Regions from separate parts of the Mus musculus genome. Here regions 2 and 3 are each linked to region 1. The links are chromatin loops, found by intact Hi-C in ENCODE. Cell type or tissue: heart. All regions are shown on one strand. Region 1 holds the start of Hsf2bp (heat shock transcription factor 2 binding protein). Region 2 holds the start of Ndufv3 (NADH:ubiquinone oxidoreductase core subunit V3). Region 3 overlaps Ndufv3 (NADH:ubiquinone oxidoreductase core subunit V3).

Region 1 (8,000 bases):
CAGTATTTCCTTCACTAGCTCTCCAGCTAATTTTCTGGGACAGATTATTTTATCAATATGGCCACACCAGGATTACACCTGGCTTTTATAGGTAAACACCTGAACTCAGGTCCTCACGGTCCCATGACAAGCATATTACTGATGGAGCCATTTTCCTAGTCTCTGCAGTTATTTTTTGTTTATTTTATGCATATTTTACTTGCATGCATGTACACCATGTGTGTCTGTGGTAACTGTAGACTGCAGAGGTTAGAAGAGGGTGTCAGGCTCTTTTTCCTCTCTCTTTCTTCTCTCCCCCCTCTTTCTCTCTTTTTCTTCTTCTCTGTCCTTCTACCTGCTTCGCCACCCCTCTATCTCTGCACAATAAACCCCTCCCATTAAAAAAAAAAAAAAAAGGAAAGAAAAAGAAAAAGAAAAGGGTGTCAGATACCTAGGAACTGGAGATGGTTGTGAGCCACCAAACAGGTTCAAGAACAAATGTTCTAACCTGCTGAGCCATCTTTTCAGTCCCTGTACAGTTATTTTATTTTTTGAAGGCCTACGATATTCCACAAAGTGTCCATGATGATGAATGGGGGAACAAGATAAATCATCAGCAAGGACCCTGGGGTACTGGCATGAGCCAATGGCTTCAGGTCCTTGTGTCCTGGGCCTGTTCCAGGGGGTCAGAGAAGCATGATCTCTGGCTGCCTCCGGTCCAGGTGTACTGTACCTGTTTGCTTTTGTCTCCTGAAGGCTCTCCTAAGGCTCCACGCTTTTACCCATGGCTAAGGAGACAAACGGAAGCCTTACAGAGAAAGGGTTCAAACCAGAGTTCAGAAACAGTTATCTGTACATAGCTGGGGACAAGGTCATTCATTCTTAGTATAGGTAGTAGAGACCAGCCCTGGCTCCAGGAAATCCTGTCTCCAAACAAATAGCCCTTCCTCCCCCCATGTATCTAAGCACTATAAAAGGGCCACATAGTTTATAATTCAAGAGGTACCAGGGAGATAGTAAAGGAGGATTTCTCTCAGAAGTGATTCTTTGTAGAACAAGCCTGAATGCAAGGGGGAGGAGGTGAGAAAAGTGTGCCTGCTGTGCTGGGCCTAAGAGTTTAACTGACTACTGAGGAATTAGAAGAGCAGGTGAGGACACCACAGCGTCTGACAGGACTGTGGCCTTCAGGGGAAGCAGCAGTAAGATGAGATTTGCTTTAGGAAAATGACCTGGGCCATTTGTGGAGGGCAGTTTAAAGAGGCACAATGGAAGCCCTGGATGAAAGCCTTTAACCCCAGCACTCAGGAGATAGAGGAAGGCGAATCTCTGAGAGTTTGAGACCAGCTTGAGAACAGCCAGGGCTATAACACAAGAGAAATCCTGTATCAAAAACCAAAACCAACCAACCAAACAAACCAGGCAGTGATGGCTCACAACTTTAATCCTAGCACTTCGCAGGCTATCTCTCTGAGTTCGAGGTCAGCCTGGTCTACAGAGTGAGTTCTTGGACAGCCAGGGCTACACAGTAAGACCCTGTCTGCGGGGTGGGGGTAGGGACCGAAACAAACAAAAGGCACAAGGGAGTTAAGGGAATGGATGGGCCAGACAAATAGGTAAAATAAAGGAACTTCCAGTTAAGACAGAGTAATTCAAGTTATTGAGAAGGCAGGACAGAGGGACAATGTGTGCATGTGATGAAGAGTCAGGGCAATGTGGTGAGAAATGGAAGAAGCAGCAGGAGAGAACAGGTGTTTGGAGGGGAGAGTGGAGTAAACTGAATTTCTGGGGCAATCCTTAACAGAAATGTTATGGGGGAGAGGGGGTCCGGGTGGGAAGCTAGCTGCCAAGGTGGCTCAGTGGGCAACAAATAGCTTGCTTGGTAAGCCTCACTACCTGAGTTTCACCTCTGGATTCCACGGTGGAAACAGGTAACTTTTGGAACTCAACTTCCTCATGAGTGTGCCTATAAGCACACACATACATACATACACACACACACACACACACACACACACACACACACACACACAAATGGTTAAGAAAAAAACCTAGTCTTTACACCTTTATCAGATTTCTCTTCCTTTCTGGGAGACAAGGTCTTGCTTGCTCTGTGGCCCTGGCTGTCCTCTGCCTTCCAATGCTGGAATGAATGGTATGTGCTCTCACCTGTGGCAGATTTCAATCAAAAACCATTTAAAAAAATTTAATTGAGGTCTATGAGATTTGCTTGCTTCTATGTATGCACACCACGTGCATGCCCGATGTTAGCAGAGGTGAGAGGAGGTGACTCCTTTCCAGGAAAGGGTTGAGCTGCCACGTGGGTTCTGAGACTTGAACCGCTGAGCAATCTCTCCGCGCCCCCCCCCCCCCCGCCTTCAAATTTAAGTAGATTTAGCAACATGTAACTCAAACTTCAGCCAACTGGCTGCAACCTGAAACCCCCACAGTAGGCTGCAGTCTAGACTTTACGCATTCACTCAAGGAGTTACAGAACCTATTCTGGATCACTTAAATAAATCCCTGCAATGCATTCCACGGCAGCTAAAACACAAACGAAAAAGCCAGTGATGTGGCCACACTGCCCCCAGGTTCAATTTTATTTCAACATGCCTTGCGCGCCAACTTAGATTTCTCTGGCTTGGGGCACACTTAGCTCTTTCTTGCGTCTGCCTGGCCAGCTTCCTCTTGTCAAAATCTCAGCAGAGCACAGGAGGCTCCTTTAGAGGGACTTTCTCCTGCACTTTTCCACACTACCGGTATACATTCCCGCATTCACCCATACTCCACTCCATCGCCACGAGGTCCTGCCACCACATTGCCAGAGTTCCTCTCAGGGCAACTAACGCACTCCAGCGTCTACAGACACTATCCAAGGGAGGCAAAGAGAAACACAAACGAGCCTCGGTGAACTGGGCCAGTGGTGAGCTTGGACTCAGGGCCAGGAGCTCCGCCACACAGCCCGTAGCACCCGCACCCGCGCCCAATGGCGCTACCCTCGCCGCACGAAGCGGCGCGGACCCAGGCCCGCACCTGTGTCGCTCTGCGTCCTGGCGCTGAGATACTGCCGCAGCTTCCTCACGGCGCGGTCGCGGACGCCCTTCTCACTGGAGGCCAGCCGCTGGGCGAACTGGAACTCGGAAGACTGCATGGCGAGAGCCATCGCACTCGCTTCAGCATCCCCAGGCTGCGCGCGTGCCGCTCGCCGCCAAGCGATCCGGACTGCGTCTGCGTATGGGCTGCGGCGCGCGGGTGATGGCGTCACCGGTGCGCCGCTCGCCGCGCGCCCAGGGAGCCCGCGTGGCCCCTGTGCGGGTAGACGCCGTAGCAACGCTGCTTGAAGTGCGTCCTGAGAGTGGCCCAGGTTCAGGGCGATTGACAGGGCGGTTAGTTGGAGGTCAGGTCTCCTCCAGCAGAACGCCTACGGCTGGTTTGATGCAGTTTTAGAGTCTAAGCACAGCTAACAAAGGTCTATCGGGGAAGCGGCGATCCTGCTACTACCTCCATTCACTCGGCGGGCTTCCCTGGACAGACTTGAGACCCAGGAGGAAGGCCGTCATCCAGGCAGCCCAAGGCTGACGACAGCACAGGGGCAGCCCCCACAACCAACCCCCCGCCCCGTTTCCGCCAAGATAGTGCCTTGAGTTTTGATGTAGCATTATAGAGGGGGTGGCCAACCTCCCAATGTCCTGGGACAAGTGCAAAGGTGGAGAGGAGACCCTTGCAGCTTTTTAGGGCAGGTGTGAGATTTGTAGAGGAGCGAGAACAACCCATCCCTGCAGCATCAGGGGCACTTACAGAGGTGTGGTGTAGTGAGCAATCCTTTTTTGCAGGGTCCTAGGATAGATCTAGGGGTGTGTAGTGGCAAGACAGCAAGCCTTCCGCCGCATCTTGAGACAGGTGCAGGCTTGTTGAATGGGGAATCAGCAAATCCACACACACGACGTCTGGGTGAGATGCAGGGATGTCTATTGTAGAGGGAAATTTTGAGGATCTAACTTGACTCTGTAAGTCCTGCATTCAAAACACACAGTTCTAAGCAGTGGGTAGTGAGATTTTCAAACACCAGGACCAAAAATGCAAGCTGGGGAGCAAATGTTTTTTTGTTGTTGTTGTCGTTGTTTGTTTGTTTTGACTCACATTCCATATTACTGTTCGCCATGGAAGGAAGCCAGGACCAGACCTCACCCAGGACAGGACCCTGGAGGCAGGAGCTGATGCAGAGGCCATGGAGGGTGCTCCTTACCGCCGTGCTCTTTGCAGTTTGCTCAGCCTGTTTTGTTTTTGTTTGTTTGTTTTTTTTTTCGAGACAGGGTTTCTCTGTATAACCCTGGCTGTCCTGGAACTCACTTTGTAGGCCAGGCTGACCTCGAACTCAGAAATCCGAACCCAGGACCACCAGTCCAGGGATGGCCCCGCCCATAATAGGTGGGGTCCTCCCCATCAGTCACTAAGACAATGCCTTACAGGCCTGCTACAATCTGATTTTATAGAGACATTTTCTTTACTGAGGTTCCCTCCTCCCATGACTTTAGCTCGTGTCAAGTTGACATAAACCAGCACAAGCGGGAACATACTAAACCAACATAAAAGAAGGCTTTTAACAATTGTGCAAACTTTAGGGACATCTAAAACTCTACGTTATCAAACATGAGAATTATTAGATTAGTATATTCTTCCAAGCTTTGGTGATTTAATTTTGATTTTTTTTTTTTTACCCCCATGTAGCCCAGCCTAGATTTTCCCATGCTATGTAGCAAGTTTGTCTTGAACTCCAGCTTCCGCCACCCAAGTGCTGGCACAGAAGCACTTGGGGCCAAGGGACGATGAGGTTTTCCCTGCGCGGTTTCTCACAGTGTATAGGTTTGGTTGTAGCATCTTCTCTCTAAACAGGGAAGGACGGATTCTGCTTGACTCTCAGGCCTCACTTTGCAGGTAACAAGTCTGAAACGCAACTGAAGTAGGAAAGCTACAGTAGAATCCAGGTCCATCTCATCCCTGGACCCAGAAAGCGAGAGTGAAGAGCAAATCGTCGAGATTTGAACCTTGTGGCTTTCCGTATCGTGGGGCATCTTAAGATTCCCGCGTTTTTGTGTGTGCGTGTTAGCGAGCTCTGCGCAGGCGCACGAAGCTGAGGCAGCGGCTATGGCCGCAACCGTGGGCGACGGGTCCGGTACTGAGGAGGCCTGCCGGGTCAGTGGGTGCCCTACATATGGGAGCTGCTGCTGATTACTCCCCTCAGGGCGGATCCAGTGCCTGAGGAGATGTCCCTGTAGCCCTGAGGGGACCTGGCCAGGAGCTGCGCGAGGGTGGGCCAGGGCCGGAGACAAGAGGCACAGTTCCAAATCATCTGCGGATGCCTCAGGTTAAAAAGTGGTAGCCCAGGCCTTAGGCCTTGAGGCTCCGGGGAGCCGGAGCTGAGAACTCACTTATCTGGGTTCTGCCCCTGATGCCCCTTCATGAGAGGGCCTGGTTAATGCCTACTTCCGGTAGGATGCCATTGTATGATGGTGTGAATGTTAGGGGTCAGCAAAAGCCAAATGCGGCCGCAGGGATCCCACCCGAGCGGTTCAGCCTGGGGCGCATTAACTTGCAGGCATTTTCTTTTGGCTTTTAGGAATATGAGTTCGGTTTTTCCCCTTACGTATTTCCATTCCCTCCTCCACCATATTTGTTCTTACTGAATCAGTCTTGACATGTTGCTCAGGCTGGCCTCCAACGCTTGGGCAAAGCCATATTTCACCCTCAGTCTCTTGAGAAGCTAGGACTGTGGGTGTGAATCATCACCCTTGTCCCCGTCATCATGGCCCTCTGTATATAAAGCCCATGTGTACACACACATCTATATCCATATATGTGTAACAGGAGGGACATTAGGTGCCAAGAGTGGTGGAAGAGACTGTAACCCAGCACTATGGAGGCAGAGGCCTACACACTGCTTAGTCTACATAGTTCCAGAACAACCAAAGCTACGCAGTGAGACCCTCTCAAAAACCAAATAAAAACCTTAACACACACACACACACACACACACACACACACAGGTACGTATGTAAACACATTTGTGAGGCAATTATGAATGTAAGAGGCATGAAAGAAAAACACATTTGTGAGGCAATTATGAATGTAAGAGGCATGAAAGAAAAGGGAGCAAGTCGATTTGGGATGCTAGTTCTAGTCATCTGAAGAGAAATACTACAATGCTAAGATCTACTTGTTCTTTTAGAACATGGAATCTAAAGAAGAATTTGTTAAAGTCAGAAAGAAGGACCTGGAACGGCTGACGACGGAAGTGATGCAAATACGGGACTTCTTACCCAGAATACTAAATGGGGAGTTACTGGAAAGTTTCCAGAAATTAAAGATGGTAGAAAAAAGTGAGTCTTACCTCATGCATGCCACTTGTCTTTGGGTGGGCAGGGGAGTTGAGCGAAGTTCAGGATTGCTAGGACTTGTCTATCCAGATGTTTGACATTTGAGCAACATACCAGATATGAGTCTGGAACCCTGTTAAATTTTTTGGGAGGTATTTGGAGCTTTTGTCAGCACTTTACCAATTGGGACTGGATTGCAATGACATCAGCTTTTGGTGGGTAAGGCTAATTTTTCAAGTTACATCTGACTGCCAGCTCTCATAGTGTGGCTTTATAGTGTACACCTTAAAAACCCAAGTAATGGTTAGAGCTGTAAGTCCAAATAAGGAAGTATCTTTTTTTCCCCCATTTATTTATTTATTTATTTATCCACTTTATATCCTGATTGCAGCCCCTCCCCCATACCAGTGTGTGTGTCATGTCATCCTGAAAGTGTTGTCTTCTACCCCTCTCCCCTCCCCCACCAAGAAAGTATCTTGACTCAAAAATATAGGTATCTGAGCCAGACTTGATGGTGCATGCCTGTAATCCAGTACTTAAGTGGTGGAGGTATAAGGATCAGGAGTTGAGGATCATTCACACCTACATACTGAGTTCAAGCCTAGCCTGAGATTCAAGAAACAAGCAGTATGGTGATCTACTTGGAAGCAGGCTGTGGGGTAGGGGTGGTGTAGGGGGTAGGGTGGGGGTTGGGGGCTAGATTGCCTAAATAGCAAGCTAGAAGGGATCAGAATATGGGTTTCTAGTTTGTGCATATGGACTTGGCCAGTTAGCCAGCCCTATTCAGTTAGAAGGGTGAAGAAGCAGTTAGAAGTTTGTGAAGTTCACAACTGTCTGGAACTCCAATTCCAGGGGATCCATTATCCTCACACAGACATGCATGCAGGCAAAATGCCAATGCATGTGAACCTAGGAATAAAAAATAAAGGATGGCTGGGCGTGGTGGCGCATGCCTTTAATCCCAGCACTTGGGAGGCAGAGGCAGGCGGATTTCTGAGTTCGAGCCCAGCCTGGTCTACAGAGTGATTTCCAGGACAGCCAGGGCTACACAGAGTAACCCTGTCTCGAAAAATAAGCAAACAAACAAAAATAAAGGATGAACGATTATGGTTACAGGGAACCCTGCCCCATTCTTTCAGGAGTCTTCTCATTAATTTCTATTAACTTCTGTCTTGTACTGTGCTCTGGGAGAGCAACCCCCTACAGACTGGAGTTGGCAGGGCTGACCAAAGAAGGCCTCTCTGAGCAAAGAGAGAGGGAGTAGGTGGGAGGGCCGCCAGCCTGCCCTCTGCCCCACTTGTTAGTCCAGGGGCTGGGTTGCATTCTTCCACAACAAGTGCCCCTCCCAGTGGCTTCTTCCATAGTCTACCTCTTACTGGGCTCCAATAACGCGGTGCTCTCCCTGAGAGCGAGCGACAGAGCTGTCGCAATTCCCTGGCTGTGTCACCATTCTTTGTGGGGGCCTTACTCCTCCTGCTGCCGGTTATTGACTTCTTAACTGCCTCATTCTAATCTCATGCTCAACTGGCAAATTTTGAGAGCAATTAGTGTCTGTGCATTTATTTCCAGAAAAGGAAAATGCTGCCTGGTAACAGAGTGCATTAGCCTGCTGGTTGATTGTTTCACTGTAAAGCCATGAACTAGTGGTCG
Region 2 (8,000 bases), 520 kb after region 1:
CCCCCTCGCCCCACCCCACAGCACGCCAGAGGATTGGAGTTCAAGCCCAACCTATACTACATGACAGAATCTGGGGAAGAAGCAAAACAAAACAAAACAAAACAAAACAAACTGACAGAAAGCAACGTGCAAACTGCTCAGCCAGTATCTTATAGACCTGTACAATGTGCTCTGGTGACAGGATTCAACAAACAGCAAGGAAACCCAGGCATGTCTCCATGAAGGGCCTGTGGGAGCATCCTGGTACCAACATGGAGTGGCAGCTTTCCTGGGGAAGGAAGCTTGTGCTAAGATATTGGAGCCTCCAGAGTAGGACAGAAAATATTGCCCCGGAGGGTGGGTCCTAACCCACTCCCAGTGGCTGGGGATTAAGAGCAGATGTAGAGAGACCCAGGGGCTCCCAAAGCCACTCTAATTGAGATGGTTTCTAATCCTTGGCACTTCAAGGGAAAACACAGGCCCATATGTGGCTAAATTTAGGAGTGTGAGCTCGTACAGAAAGTATTTTACATTAGAATATACAAGTGTAATATGCACAGAACAACTTATTATTTCTGAAGACCATATTCTACCCTGAAGTAAAATGCCATTCACAAAGTGGATGAGCATGCACTTGGAGTGTGCGTGCACACACCACAGCTTCTACAGCCCCGTAGCACCCAGGGAGGTGGCAAAGCTGCAGGCTCAGATGGCTGCAGAGGGCCAGGAGCTTCCTGGGAATCCAAGGCTAACTCCCGGGCCAGGTCACCCTTCGAAAACCTTCCCAGGATGACAGCACTTCTATCCACACAGACCCCTGTTCTTATATAGTAGGCTCTTGGGTCCTAAAACCCATGTAGTCTACAATCATGTGTCTAGAAGATAAGATTTGGGCTGGAGAGATGGCTCAGCGGTTGAGAGCACTGACTGCTCTTCCAAAGGTCCTGAGTTTGATTCCCAGCAACCTCATGGTAGCTCACAACCATCTGTAATGGGAATCCAATGCCCTCTTTGGGTGTGTCTGAAAACAGCTACAGTGTACGCATATACATAAAATAAATCTTAAAAAAAAAAAAAAAGCACCGGGTGTGGTGGCGCACGCCTTTAATCCCAGCACTCGGGAGGCAGACGCAGGTGGATTTCTGAGTTCGAGGCCAGCCTGATCTACAGAGTGAGTTCCAGGACAGCCAGGGCTACACAGAGAAACCCTGTCTCAAGAAAAAAAAAGAAAAAGAAAAACCAAAATAAATAAATAAATAAAATAAAGTCTATGCCATATATGGTACACAACTTAGTTACATTCGTAAAAATGAAGGCCTCTTTCCTTGCTTCCTTCTTCTTCTTCTTTTTTTAAAAGATTTAATTTATTTTATGTATATGATGAGTACACTGTTGCTGTCTTCAGACACACCAGAAGAGGGCATCAGATCCCACTACTGATGATTGTGAGCCATTATGTGATTGCTGGGATTTGAAGACAACTGCAATGTACTCATATACATAAAATGAATAAATAAATCTTAAAAAAAAAAAAAAACTTAAATTCAATGGACCCAATACACAAACCATAAAAAACAAGCAAGGCATAGGAAATAAAATTATCCTCAGAGGAGAAGCATTAAAAATGCACTGCATTTCATCTTGCCTGGCATGAGGCCATCCTACGCTGGCATTCAGAGAGAGGAACAAGTGACAGAAATCAAAATGATTTTGAAGAGAGCTGGACACCAGCTGGGTCCTAGCTGCGTGCAGCACAGGAGAAGTGCTCGTTCCTAATTCCCTCCCCGAGGTCATGATGGCCCCCAAATGGTGAGGGGGCACACCAGGAAAACTTCACCAGAGTCTTGGGGAGTCAGGAAAAACCAAAAACCAGGGACGGGAAGGTAGGGTGGGGTCTCCCTATTTCACGATAAATAGCGTGTGTTCCTGAGGGCCTTGGAAATGCCAGCGCCCTTCTGTTCTCCCTGCTGGGTTGGCCATTTAGGAAGCACTACTCCATATCTAGAGCTAACATAGAGTCAAAGCCTTTGTATTACCAGTGAGGTCCAATCTTCCATCTCACTGTGAGCTGAAGTCTTAGGTTATGCGTCTGGCCCACCTCACTTCATGCTACTGACTTTTCGTTCTTTGCCTCCCCCACACCCCCGAGATCATATTTAACATCTCACCTTTGAGCACACTTTGTGTCTTGGGATGTAGCTCTTTCTCCTTTGCACTCTTCTCTGACTCTGTAGACAGCCTCACTACAGAAACCAGTTCTCCCGGGAACACCCTTGCCTCCAGGAGCACAGCCTGGGGAGAGCAGACAAGCAAAGATACTCACTTCGATAACAGCCATTACAATGTATTATATATTCATATTCACATGGCACACTTATTACAATGGTCATAACATATGGGAATTATGAATGCTCTGACAAATACCCCAAAAGCTGCAAGAAAAATATACCCCAAGTTCCAGGAAAATCACTATTAGCATCTGGGTAAATGAAAACAACTTTATTTCCCTAATCTTTGCAGAAATTTCCCAAAATAGGCACTTGGAAAGTTTTTATTAAAAATAAAGACTTTGCCAGCTTCGTTATACAAAGCTTCAGGATATCTTGGAGAAGAGCCTGGTTCTATGTTCTGCAGAAACCTGGGGCTCAGGGGTTGGGAGGATGGGAGACAGATGCTTCTGAGAAAAGCTCTTGCTGTCACGTGTCCTGCAAAGCCTCAGTTAGACAGACCTGTGTTGGGGGGAGGGGGGGAGCCTGTGTTAGCATGGGGGAGGGGGGAGGGAAGTGCTGGCCTCTGGATGGCAGCCATCATGCCGGCTGTAACACTCAGGCCTGGATCCTGGATGCAAGGCCCAGTTGGCTCTCAGCCCAAGACTCCTGGGTCTTAATACAGGGCAGCCAGTTTACTCTACTGGCTATTTTGTTACTTTACAAAATACTATGTTTCTTTTTGCAAAATTATCTCCCTACAGTTAGTAAAGTTGCAGAAACACTATCTACTAGTAAATAGGATGTAGATAATTGCTTCAGAAGTGTTACAATTTGAGAAGAATCTTATTGTAATTCAGCCGGCAACCGCTAAGGTATGTGTTAGATCCTAGGATGCTTCATGCTAGGGAGGGGGTTGGGGGGTGGAGCAAAAGAACCGGAAAACTTCTATTTATACTGATGATTCTCCGTGTGTGTACAAATTATGTGTACCGATACACGCTGGAAAAAAATCGCTGGGAGCAATATACCTGAAGGAATAATTAAACAGTGCCCATTTGACGACGGGAGCCCTCTGTCACCTGTATTTTATATTGCTGTGAGCATTTCCTGCTTTGGGGCCAGTTCAATGACAGCTCTTGACAAGCAAGCGCAGGGCCCTAGGTTCCATCCACCGAACCCAACCCAAACAAAACCCAATACTAGTTTTGCAGAGAAAGCCAGGTTTCGTTTTAAAAACAGCCTCAGTGACTCGGTTTCACTCCTGCAGAGAAAACCCTTCTGTCCGGGTCAGGTGAGCACAGGCCCTAGGACCCCTCTCCGCACCGGGCCCACGGGTGCAGTTAAGGGTCAGGCTAAGGGCCCGGTATGTCCCGCCCGTTAGCCCTTTACCTTCAGCGCCCGGATCCGTCCTCCCCGCAGGAGGAGAGAGACCGCCATGGCACAAATGCCAAGAGCGGAGGTCGCACTTAGGTACGTGACCTACTTGTGCACACGCACCACCCCAGGCTCCGCCCCGCGTCCACGTTCACCAATCGCACACCATGGTGGACCCAAGCGTTTGCGCGCGCATTCTGGGAGGGCTCCTTAAGGCCACGCCCCTAACTGAGTCCACCAATTCCGGGTTCGGGAAAGCGTGGGGTCCTCCCCTGGGTAGATCCCGCTGAAAGTCCCGCCCCTCCGATTTGGGCCTGCCCACCTTGCCCTGATCTCGCCCTTAACTCTGGTCTGTAACCTACCAAAATTGCACAGCTAGAATCATGTCCTTTGCGTTTCTGGTTCGACTTGAGAGACTTCTGTGTTTGGTGAGATCTTTGTGAGTTTGTTGTTTCTTGGAGATACAACTCGGTGGTAGTGCGCTTGCCCAGTAGGGGCGTGGTCTTGAACAAACAAACCAGAAGCTGGGCATGGAGGTGCCCACCTACCATACCAGCAGTAGGGCTAGTTCAAAGACAGCCTGCTCTTTTACAGAGTAACTGTAAAGATTGTTTGTAATCAATAGATAAACTTGGGGCTAGAGAGATGGCTCAGCGATTAAGAGCACTGACAGCTCTTCCAGAGGTCATGAGCTCAAATCCCAGCAACCACATAGTGGCTCATAACCCTCTATAGTGAGATCTGATGCCCTCTTCTGGTGTCTGAAAATAGCTACAGTATACTTATATATAACAATTAAGTGTGGGGGGGGGGGAGGAGAAAGAAAAGTACCTGTCATTTGTCCCTATTATACACACACACACACACACACACACACACACACATATATATATATATACTCACACACATGCACACCCAACTTCACCAGTTGAGGACCAAGCCTTTAACACACAAAGCTTTTTGGAGAACCATATCTAAGGCACAGCTGTGTTACAGTATGTGTTATTGGAATTCCTCTTCCCACTGATTGATTGGTGGCCCCTCGCACACGTTTGCCCAGTGCACAGTAAGTATTTCACATAGATGGTTATGTCTATACCTCCAATTTTCCACCAAGGAAAATTCAATGTCAGTGAAAGGATTCAGAACAATGAAATGAATTACTGAGAAGAAAAAAAAATATTAGAGCTGTTAATGCTGTGTCCAGGCTGTCAGGGGGACAATGGCATGACGGGAGCTCCAAGGAGTGTTCAGGCTCCAGAGACAGAGTGCATTGCAGGCCTCTGAAGACTGGAGACAGCCCATGTGAGAGCATCTTCTAGATCTGAGAATGGGAAAGGTTTCTGTGACATGAGATTGCTACGGACACTGTGGGCTGAGAAGAAGCTCGATCTACCACACAAATAATTGTCCTTCTTCACCTACTCTTGTCTCCAGGGGACACTTGCATGCTTTAGAGGTGAGTAAATAATACTGAGGGGAACGGGTACCACCTGTCCTTTGTGGGACTGGAGTTGGAGCTGTAAAACCATAGGACTCAAAACCTCCACTTCTCACAGCCGACCAGTTTAGACGCTGGAGGAACTGGGAGATGCAAGAACAAATGCAAGGGAAAGACTACTCAGTGGGAGAGCTGTATGCATTTGCCCTCCGAGGGCTCATGAGCTGGAAGTTCTTGGTCTCCAGGGTGATGGTGAAGGACTAGAAGCAATAAGAGGTGGGGCTGTGGGAAGTAATCCATTATTATGGGTGTAGTAAGAGGTGGAGCCCATGGAAAGTAATTCCTCACTATGGGTACAGCTCTTGGAAGGGACTAATATAGCTACTATGGGAACCTGGTAATTCTCATAAGAAGTGTGTGATGTTTTGAGGGTGATTGCCTTGGTTGATTTGGAGGGTTTTGTTTTGTTTTGTTTTGTTTTGTTTTTAAGACAAAGTCTCCCTATGTAGCCTAGGCTGTCCTTGAACTTACTCTCCTTAGGAATCTGTCTTTCCCTCCTTCCTCTTTTGTTTCTTTGTTTCTTTTCTTTTAAAGATGTATTTATTTTATGTATGTGAGTACACTGTCCCTGTCTTCAGAAGAGAACATCAGATCCCGTTACAGATGGTTGTGAGCCACCATGTGGTTGCTGGGAATTGAACTCAGGACCTCTGGAAGAGCAGATGGTGCTCTTTACCTCTAAGCCATCTCAGCCATCTCTCCAGTCTTCTCTTCTCTTCTCTTCTCTTCTCTTCTCTTCTCTTCTCTTCTCTTCTCTTCTCTTCTCTTCTCTTCTTTCTTCTTTCTCTTCTCTTCTCTTCTCTTCTCTTCTCTTCTCTCTCTCTCTCTCCCTCTCTCTCTCTCTCTTTCAAGACAGGGTTTCTCTGTGTAGCCCTGGCTGTCCTGGAATTCTCTGTAGACCAACCATGGCCTCAAACTCAACAGAGATCCAAACGCCTCTGCCTCTCTGTGCTGGGAACAAAGATGTGCACAACCACCACTCAACCCATTATTTTCCTTACGTGCTGCTCAACCACAGCTATGTTGTTATAGCCTCAGCAAATGGACCAATACACACAGAGTGTGACCCCAAGCCAGGCTGATAGAGGAGGGGTTCTGTAGGTGGGGGGGGGTACCAAGGGGAGGAAGAGATAGAGTGTGGAGGGGACATGATTGCAATGTGGTTGTTTCCGTTGAGTTGGGCATGGCCAGTGCTACTTGGAATCAGAGCAGATGTAAGTTCCCACAGAAGGTCCTCACAAGATTTGAACCGTTAGCATTTCCTCCTAGAGGGAACATGAGGCTCTCGAGGCCTTCCTCAAGATTATATAAGAAGTAAGCAATTTATTAGGGGTGGAAGTCCTGAGTCTGGCAGCTCTTTGTGAATCCTCCATGGTGGGATGGGAATCCTTGGTGGTATGGCTGCCTTGGCGCAGAGGGCTTCCCACTATCTGCCTCCAAGTCAGTCTTGCTCCTGTAAACAGCCAAAAATAAATTCATTGGTTCCCCAAACAAAACTTGGATGTGTGAAGGAGAATTCCATTGGAAGATGCTATTGCTGTGTAGGCAGAAGCTGACTGATGGTTCAACTGCAGTGGTGTGAGGAGGTGGGAATGTTGCCACTCCAGAGCCTGATTACAGTTTAACTGGAGCTAGCTTTAGTTCCCTAAATAGCCTTATACCACTCTGTGTGGGACCTAACATACTGACAAATTGATAAAAACCTTGGAATGTATTAGCTTAACCAGACCTCCTTTTCCCCCAATCAAAGCGTTAAGAGTTGTCAGACAGTGGGGCAGTGGTGGTGCATGCCTTTAGTCCCAACATTTGGGAGGCAGAGGCAGGTGAATTTCTAAGTTCAAGGCCAGCCTGGGCTACAGAGTGAGTTCCAGGACAGCCAGAGCTACACAGAAAAACCCTATCTTGAAAGACCAAACCAAACCAAACCAAACCAAACCAAACCAAAAAGCGATAGCACTAGACAGCATCTCAGACCTACAGTTGAGATTTCTCCTCAGCACAATACTGTAACTGCCATTTAATATTTCCACCAGTGTGTTTAAGAGGTGCCTTGGACCCTGGGTTGTGAGTCCTCTTTGTTCTGTGACTATTAAAACTTCATGGAACCTCTTCCACGTTGGAACACGAAACCTGTGCTCTTAGGATATGGCCGTGCAGAATAAACTATCTCTTATTTCCTTTGAGGTGGAAGTTGTAGTTGTTTGTTTAGGTTTTTTTCAAGATAGGGTCTCTCTGTGTAGTGCTGGCTGTCCTGGAATTTGCTCTGTACATCAGGCTAGCCTCGAACTCACAGACATCCATCCACCTGCCTCTACCTCCTGAGTTTTGGGAGTAGAGGTGTACAACTGCCTGACTTATTTTTAAGGCAGTCTCACCATGCAACTCTGACTGTCCTTTGAACTCACAGAGATCTGCCTGCCTCTGCCCTTTGTGCTAAGATTGAATGTGTGTGCCACCACACCCGTTTATGATTTAGTTAGTTTTATTTTCTGTGTATGGGTGTGTTGCCCAAATGTCTGACTGCACACCATGTGTACGCAGTACCTGCCAAGCTCAAAAGAGGGTGACAGATCTCCTGGAACTGGAGTCTTAGACAGTTGTGAGCTGCCATCTGGATCCTGGGAATTGTCCCCTGATTTCTCTGAAAGAGCCGCTAATGCTCTTAACCCCTGGGCTATCTTTCTAGCCTTCAAGACTGAATTTTTTTTTAAAAAAAGATTTATTTATTTATTTATTTTATTATACCTAGGTACACTGTGAGCCACTCTTCAGGCACCTTTTCTTCTCTTTCCGGCCCCACTCACTCAGGCCCCACTTGCTCTGGCTCAAAGATTTATTTATTTAAGTATACTGTAGCTGTTTTCAGACACCCCAGAAGAGGCCATCAGATCTCATTACTGATGGTTGTGAGCCACCATGTGGTTGCTGGGATTTGA
Region 3 (8,000 bases), 510 kb after region 1:
TGTGTGTGTGTGTGTTATACGTACTTGTTAGTATAGGTATTTACACGTGTGTGTGTAAGCCCAATGATGCTTATTTAATATGTACGCGCATATAATGTATATGTATGTATGTGGATATGCACATGCCATGGCCATGAATTGAAGTAAGAGGGTAACATGTGCGAATCAGTTCTATCCTATGTGGTGGGCCCTGGGGCTTGAATTCAAGTAATCAGGCTTAGCCGCAAGTGCCTCTCTGTTCACTGGGGCTCTCCCATGTCAGCATGAGCATGAGGTTGGAGAGACCATGGCCTGGACTGGCTTTCAAGATGGTGGTTGAACTATGGCTGTCTTGGGCTTCAACTTCACCACCCACTTCTTGAGCATGGCAGTATCCTGATCATTGCTGGTGCCGGCTTCATCCTTCTTCCATATCCCATTCGGCACCAAGACTAGCAGGAGCTTTAAGTGTCTTTTACTGTGTAAGTCTTCACCCAGAGGGGGGACAGAATCTCAAACCTTCACATGCTCACATGCCCTTTTTTTTTTTTTTTCCGAGACAGGGTCTCTCTGTATAGCCCTGGCTGTCCTGGAACTCACTTTGTAGACCAGGCTGGCCTCGAACTCAGAAATCCGCCTGCCTCTGCCTCCCGTGTGCCACCACCGCCTGGCTTCGTTCACATGCCCTTTCTAGACCCTTTCCACCTCTGCCACACTGCTGCCTACCACCATAGTTGGGGGAAGGGGAGTGAGAATATCAATCAAATTATAGAGTGTTTTTTTTTTTCCACTTTCAACAAAATACAGGAGTGAGTTAAGTTCTCCCAGAGGCCAGAGGTTTGGACTAGCCTCAAATTGTGTCCACAGCTTCTGACAGTCCAAATGCTAGCTAGCTCAGCACCTGGGCACATGCTAAGGCCTTGAGGACCCCTTTCTAGGATTCCCATTATCAATCTCGTGGTGGTCTGTCTTTGCCTCTTTCCCACAGACTGCTTCTTTAATCTGCCCTCTACCATCCTGCGGGTCCCTGCAAGGGTTCCCCATAGACTGTCCCCCTACCCTGCATCCGTCCCACCTCCCTACGTACCCATGAACTCCAGGAAGGTGCAGTGTCCTTATTTGGATGATGCAAGGCCACAGTACTAACAGCCAATTAGGCATTTAAACTAAGGCTCCTGCCACGTCTCTGAGGCGACAATCACTTTCCCTAGCTATTGGGAACCCTTACTCTCCACCCACACACAGCAACATTCTTTTTTTTTTGTTTTTAAAGATTTATTTATTTATTATATGTAAGTACACTGTAGCTGTCTTCAGACACACCAGAAGAGGGAGTCAGATCTTGTTACGGATGGTTGTGAGCCACCATGTGGTTGCTGGAATTTGAACTCTGGACCTTCGGAAGAGCAGTCGGGTGCTCTTACCCACTGAGCCATCTCACCAGCCCAGGAACATTCTTGAGTAAAAGATTTTCCAAATGTACTGACTGATAGTCACCTGACCCTCTGCAAAGTCCCAGGTAGAGTTCAAATGTGTGTCATGTTTGCTAGCCAATAGATTTAAAGGTCAATATGCTTACCCAATAAGCTTGAACTGTAACCTTGCTGATGTAACCTGTGCCCCTAAAAAGTATAAAAACTGTTTGTAATAGCCATTCAGGGTCACCTTCTTGTCACTCGCCTTGAGGGACTGATTGAGGTTGACCCCATGCGCCGGAAAATAAACCTCTTGCTTTTGCATAGATCTGCGTCTTGGTGTCTCATTTGGGGGCATCTCGAAGTGAAGTACCACCGACCGAGGGTGGGGGTCTTACGAGTGTACCTCCTATCCCCAGTTTCTCTCCACACACATTTTTTTTTAAACAAAAACGTGTTTAAACGTCTCAATCATTCGATTTTACCAATTAAGACTCAGGAGCCAGACGCTTAGGTAGCTAGCTCAGAGAGGCAGAGAAAGCACCCAGCTGACCATCTTCCTCTGTCCCAGAAGGCATGTCCCTTTCCCACACCAACTCAAAAAGCCTTTCAAACTGAACGACTTCCTGTGAGTTTCTCTATCTGTCCTCCTGACTTCCTTAGTCTCTATGGTACTTTTCTTACTAATCCTATGCTCACTTCCTGTCAGCTGCTTGTTTGCTCCGCCTCTTGGCCTATGGTTGACTTTATTTATTCCTGCTCCCAGTATTCAAGCAGAAAGCTCTTGGATTAAAGGTGTGTGTTAAGGCTGAGCCACAGCACAACTAAAAGCAGGTTTTCCCAGTAAATCTCAGGGTCCACAGTGTGATCAAATATCCTGCAATTTTTGTGTCATGTTTAAATCAGTGTAACGCCTTCCCCGGCTCACTGGGGCTGTGGCTCAGACCTGGCAGAAACTGCTGCCGACCAGTATGAGGCTGAGTGAGCCCGACTTTGCTTTGTTTCTCTTTTTACGGATCCCTCTGGCTGGCTGTAGACTGGCAAGTTAAGAGGGGTGTGGTACACAGCCGTCCCTAAGTGTGCTCTGAAATAGAACGTTCCCTCTGGCCTTGTTAGGGATGATGAGGTTAAACATCTCCCGGAGCTACGGACTCTAACCTGGAAGAATCTGTGACCACTTCACTGTGGCCACTGGGGGATGCCACAGAACCACGTAGACTATACGAGTAATCAGGGTGTCGCTAAGTCATTCTCTGGGAGGTGCGAGGGGAAATAACCACATAGTGAGCTTTGTGACTCTGCCTTTTATTCTCACAGGCAAGGATTCATGGGAACCAACATCGGGGTCTACCCTGAGCTGAGCTCAGTGCCGAGGTGACTCTCGTCCTGAAGACGGCTGTGGCAGCCTGAATTTGGAGAGGTCCAGGTTCAGGTCCAGGAAGGTGTATGTGTTGTAGTCATGGTGCTGCAGGTTCTTGTAGGTGGTGGTGTCAGTCGGCTCGGGCTCTGTGGAGAAAGGTGACAAGACAGCTGTCAGACACACAAATCTGTCTGGGGCGCTTAGGAAGCAGAAGTCTCCACACTACCAGTTTATAGTGTGTGAGCTTTCTAACTAGCAGACAGGAGACCTTGAGAGCCCTGCATCTTCAAGGGCAATGTAAAAGAGTCACCTGAAGTGCATGCCGAACCTTATGGCTGAGCAGAATCACAAAGCACACGGAGGCAGTGCCATTGTAAAAACGCTAACCTTTCCCGAGATTGTGGCACAGGCCTGCCAGGAGACTCTCTGCTTTTTGTTGTTGTTGTTAATAAGATGGCAGAGTCTAACCTCTCAGATAGGGGACAGGACAAGGCTGCTTCGTTTCTTATACAGGATCGGAGCACCTTGCCCGTCCTTTTTGTATTTTTAAGCCCTGGGTTCACACTGTGCATTTGGAAGGATCTGGAATTACAGATGGACACAGGAGAGAAATCACATTCTTTTGGATGTCTGTCTGTGATAGAAATAAGCATGTGCAGATATGAGAAAAACCTGAGTGTTACAATATTGGTGAAAATGGGCACACAAACCCAGAAAGAGCTGTAGCTTTGCCATTTTAACTTTTTGAAAATTGTTACCTTCCAAACCATAGGAAAAAAAATAGTAATTTCTCCTTTTATCTTAAATGAGAAAAAATTAAATCTATGTACCTAAGTAATTGAAAATCTTAAAACTCAAAGCATGGGACTAAAGCAAAAGGACGGGCTCTTCTGCAACTCAAATGCAACAAGGCAGGAGACAAGCAATGCAGCGTAGCCGCAAGGCAAGTCTGTGCGGATATCTTCCTGGATCCCTGGGAATCGTGAGGCTTCCTGCCTCAGTTCTACTCACACTGCACGACACAGAAACAAACACCCCACCAACTTAAATACATGGTTCGCTATTCCAAATCCAAAAGCTGTTTCTCTTCATTTAATTTCAAGAAAGGAAGGAAGGAAGGAAGGAAGGAAGGAAGGCAGGCAAGCAAGCAGGAAGGACAAAAGGATGGCATCTTCTCTTCCTCGGTGAGCTGACAATCTTCAGTGTGTGGAAGGTATACCTTCAAAGCCACGGAGTACACAGTTATGGCAGGGCCGGTGAAAACTGATGGGAGCTGGGTGGGTTATAAACTCTATCAATAAGAGCCCACCTGTAAGCAAGGAGCTTTGGGCATGGACACTTTGTGAGCCTCAGCTGCCAGCAAAGAGGGCTAGGGATGGAGGGGAGGCAAGTTTTTGTTTCTGCAGTGTTGGAAACTGAGCCCAGGACCTTACTCACTGGTTAAGCCCCATATTAAGCTACATCGGCAGCCCTGTGAGTTAACCTAGAAATCCCCATGCCTGTGCTTCCGTGCTAGGTTTAAGATCTCTAGTTGAGATCAGGTCTGAAAACTGGAACGGGGTCGGAAAGGCAGGTCCCGAGGTCTTAGAAGTCAGGCGTGCACTGGTACATGGTTAACTAGTGAAGGAGGAGAAATGTTAAAGGAAGAAAACATAAATGCTGTAAACATCCCGGAAGAGCGATAGTTAGCACACCATGGTGATGCAAATTAGGTGAGGAGGGGGCGTGGCTGGGAATGACTCGCAGGTGCAGGAAGGCCTCGTTAGCGGCGATGCTGCCATCTTAAGGAGGACTCGGGAACTTCGGATTTTAAATCAAAGAATTCCTGCTTTCTTTTTCTTTTCTTTTTTCTTTTTCTTTTTCTTTTTTGAGACAGGGTTTCTCTATATAGCCCTGGCTGTCCTGGAACTCGCTCTGTAGATCAGGCTAGTCTCGAACTCAGAAATCCACCTGCCTCTGCCTCCCAAGTGCTGGGATTAAAGGTGTGCGCCACCACCGCCCGGCGAGAATTGCTGTTCTTTAGGGAGCTGCTCAGAGAGGTGTCACACATGTGCAAAACCACTTAGTACGATAGGAGTATAGTACCCCTTGAAAAGCCCCTCATTGGAAACTCACAGTAGACGATTATACAGCCCATTGTGCTGGGAAAAGCCCGCAGATGCTGTCCATGGTTACCTGTCTGGTTTGTTATTGTTGTTTTTAAAAAAGATTTATGTATATGAGTACACCATTGCTCTCTTCAGACACACCAGAAGAAGGTATCAGACCCCATTGCAGATGGTTGTGAACTACCATGTGGTTGCTGGGAATTGAACTCTGGAAGATCAGTCAGTGCTTTTAACCACTGAGCCATCTCTCCAGCCTGGTTGCCTGCCTGTTAACACTCCTTCAGTTCACTAAGGTACGGGTCTAGTTCAGTCCACCCGAGGGCTATCACTGCCGTGTGACTGCTGCTCCTGACTTTTGAGAGCACCACAAGATTTGTGCTGCTTTCCACTCAGCTGAGTATTGGGCAAGTTCATGAGCTACATGCGTGGATATCCTCCAAGGTTATGCGTGGTGATTCTAGACTGTCAGTTTTCATAAATTATGCCATCTAAGAAATAGTTAAATGAGGCCAAGTGGTACATGAGAGATGCCAGCACCTGGGAGTCGGAGGCAGGGGGATCAGGATCACAACGCCAGTGTTAGCTACATAGCGAGTTTGAAAACAGCCTGCGCTACCAGAGACACTGTCCAAAAAAAGAAAAAGAAAAAAAAAATACTCCTTTCTAAATACACAGAAACTCAAGAGGGTCTTTAGGATCTATACACCCTAAAGGACAAGGAGAGTCTGAACCAAGGCAAGGTGTACCCTGTGTGTCGGCCGGGGCTTCCTGGGGTAGGACTGCATCAGTGGGTGGGGCTTCGACTGCCACCTGGAACCTCCCCTCCAGATGTGGTCTGGCACTCTCTTCAACAGTATCTTTCTCCTGAACAGGAAGTGTCTTCGAATAGCTCACTGGTTTCTGATCTTCCAAGACCTCCTGGACCTGGGAGCCTCCTTCTGGCACCTGCTTCTCTGCGCTTTCTTTTCTGAGCAGGGGAGAAGAGGTCTTCCATCCGGGCTCTGGCACTTTTGGTTCCGGATATCTAGCTCCCTTCCTGGGGGCAACGGCTGGCGGATGTTCTGCACTGGCCTCTTGTATTTGCGTTGTGGGCACTGGCCCACTAGTGGGCTGTGTGGGTACTCTGACTTTCCCGTGGCTGGGTAAGATTCCTTCAGCTTCACATGGCTTTGCGCTTTCCTTTCCTGTCTTGTCTGGTCTCGGTTTCCCCCGTTGGTGTTCTTCCTTCACGTTTTGCTCCAACATCTCACTGGACTGTGGCCTGGATGTCACGGGCTTGGACCTGGCTTCTTTGCTGTCTTCTACAGGCTTGGTCCATTTCTTCTTAGGCTGCAGGGTCTTCTCTGGGTAGGTGACATCTGTGGGTGGCTTTTGGACCTTGGCCTTCTCTTTTGCAGAAACTGTGATTTTAGGGGCTCCAGTCGTCAAGGGCCGGGAGGCCTCCGGTTTGGAAGACCCTGCCTTGCCTTTGCTTGCCACTCGGGGAGCACGGTCTGAGTCATGTTCCTCCCCATCAGAATCTGAATCTGAGGAGCTGGATGAGGAAGATGAAGATGAATCGTTTGTCACTTTCTGCACGTGCCCCTGAGCCTTTGAGTCAGAACCCCGTGCTTGGGGTGGAGGCATAACTTTCTGAGGAAACGCTACCAAAGTCTTTCTTGACAAATGCTTCGGAAGCCCTTCATCTGTGGGCAGCAGGCTGCCGCCAGGGTGCGGGCCTGCCACAGCCCCACCTGTGTTCTCCACTGATGGGTAAGAACTGGGTGGAGGTGAGTTTTTGGACAGTGCCGCTGCTGTGTGCGCGGTTAGGAGCTTGCCCCTCTCCTCTGCTCCCACATCTGGGAAACGGCATAAAGAGGAACATTTGTTATTTAAAGAACAACTCAAAGCCACAGACATTTCATTGCGTACCAGCATGTTGTGTTATAACGCTGTCAAGGTAACACAGGTTCCGGGAACCTCCCCGTGCGCCGGGACAGCATTAGGAGTGAGCAGACTTGCCTCTGAGTGCAACCTTCAAGGAGGGACTTTCTCACCAACAAGAGCCGTAACTGACTCCATTTCTCACACGCATTGCTTCCCAGAGGACATCTTAAATGACCCCACTCAGATTTACATCAGGCCAACTCTAATGCAGACGGCAGATGCTTTCCCTTGGCTACGCAGGTTTTACAGGTGTATGGTGTCTTGAAGCGCTAACACCACTGGAATATTAACAAGTTCAGGGTTTGCCCTTCCTGAGCAAAGCATCAGAAGTCTAGACAAGAGTGCCTGGTGCATCCGGTGAGACGTGAGACAAGTCAGTAGGACGGAGGGAGTGGCAATAGCTTTTCTTGTAAAGCTGCCCTAAAAAGGAAGAAAAGCCCTCAAAAATCACAGGTCACGTGGGGACTTCTTCAGCCAAGAAAACAAGTTTTACAAAACCCAAAAGTCTAAAATAATTTAATACCACATATATCACTGGAGACAGATGTTAAACTGCAGAAACAACAACAGCAGAAAGCCCAACAGAATAAATTCTAACCAAAAAAAACCCTTACATTTCATAGTCATTTATGAAAGAGCGAAATAAAAAAAAAAAATCACGGTAGAGCTAATTTCGTTGAGTCTTCTCAGTTGTCAATCTTTCTTTATTTCTTTTTTTTTTTTTTTTTCGAGACAGGGTTTCTCTGTGCAGCCCTGGCTCTCCTGGAACTCACTCTGTAGACCAGGCTGGCCTCGAACTCAGAAATCCGCCTGCCTCTGCCTCCCGAGTGCTGGGATTAAAGGCGTGCGCCACCACGCCCGGCTCGTTGTCAATCTTTCTAACCATACAGATCAGAAGGAAAACACAGGACGAGTTGTAAATGGTTAATTACCATCTGAGCCGAAGTGGGACCAAACATTCTCCAGATGAGCAGATGTACAATCCTTAAGACAGGGGTACGTGCCGGGCAGTGGTGGCGCGCGTGGTTGCTTGGAATTGAACTCATGATCTCTGGAAGATCAGTCAGTGCTCTTAACCACTGAGCCATCTCTCCAGCCTCCCCCCCCCCCCCCCCCACTGTCTACACCACCACTGGTATTTCTCTGAGCTGGACTCTTGCAAATAGGAGATAGCCTGAGGGTTGGGGTGTGGTTACCCTGGCCAGGTGCTAG

Evidence for each region. A loop is a pair of places that touch in the nucleus more often than their neighbours do. Peaks named below come from ENCODE experiments on the same cell type or tissue, not always from the same donor. Only the 100,000 strongest peaks of a DNase experiment are listed, where the experiment ranks them.
Region 2: a loop joins it to region 1, with 2.2 times the contacts of the local background. A loop is called at or near these places in 11 of 42 quality-filtered maps.
Region 3: a loop joins it to region 1, with 2.3 times the contacts of the local background. A loop is called at or near these places in 13 of 42 quality-filtered maps.

The regions. Positions count from the first base shown.
Region 1 is chr17:32,031,614-32,039,613 of GRCm38, reverse strand. It overlaps Hsf2bp (heat shock transcription factor 2 binding protein), which reads left to right and starts at 5,106. Exons shown (of 8, transcript NM_028902.1): 1 at 5,106-5,169; 2 at 6,203-6,353. The coding sequence starts at 5,122. It overlaps Rrp1b (ribosomal RNA processing 1 homolog B (S. cerevisiae)), which reads right to left and starts at 3,452. Exons shown (of 16, transcript NM_028244.2): 1 at 3,010-3,452. The coding sequence starts at 3,139. In heart, no CTCF peak of the experiment used is centred here; a DNase peak (open chromatin) is centred at 3,263; H3K4me3 peaks cover 2,618 bases; H3K27ac peaks cover 2,247 bases.
Region 2 is chr17:31,515,840-31,523,839 of GRCm38, reverse strand. It overlaps Ndufv3 (NADH:ubiquinone oxidoreductase core subunit V3), which reads right to left and starts at 3,725. Exons shown (of 4, transcript NM_030087.2): 1 at 3,579-3,725; 2 at 2,148-2,271. The coding sequence starts at 3,626. It also overlaps a transcript of Wdr4 not described here. In heart, CTCF peaks have their summits at 1,395 (motif pointing right) and 3,040; DNase peaks (open chromatin) are centred at 2,819 and 3,759; H3K4me3 peaks cover 2,016 bases; H3K27ac peaks cover 1,579 bases.
Region 3 is chr17:31,526,010-31,534,009 of GRCm38, reverse strand. Ndufv3 (NADH:ubiquinone oxidoreductase core subunit V3) reads right to left here. Exons shown (of 4, transcript NM_030087.2): 3 at 5,609-6,700; 4 at 2,684-2,900. The coding sequence ends at 2,758. Among named protein-coding and RNA genes, the nearest start is that of Ndufv3, 9.9 kb to the right of the region's middle. In heart, a CTCF peak has its summit at 4,529; no DNase peak of the experiment used is centred here.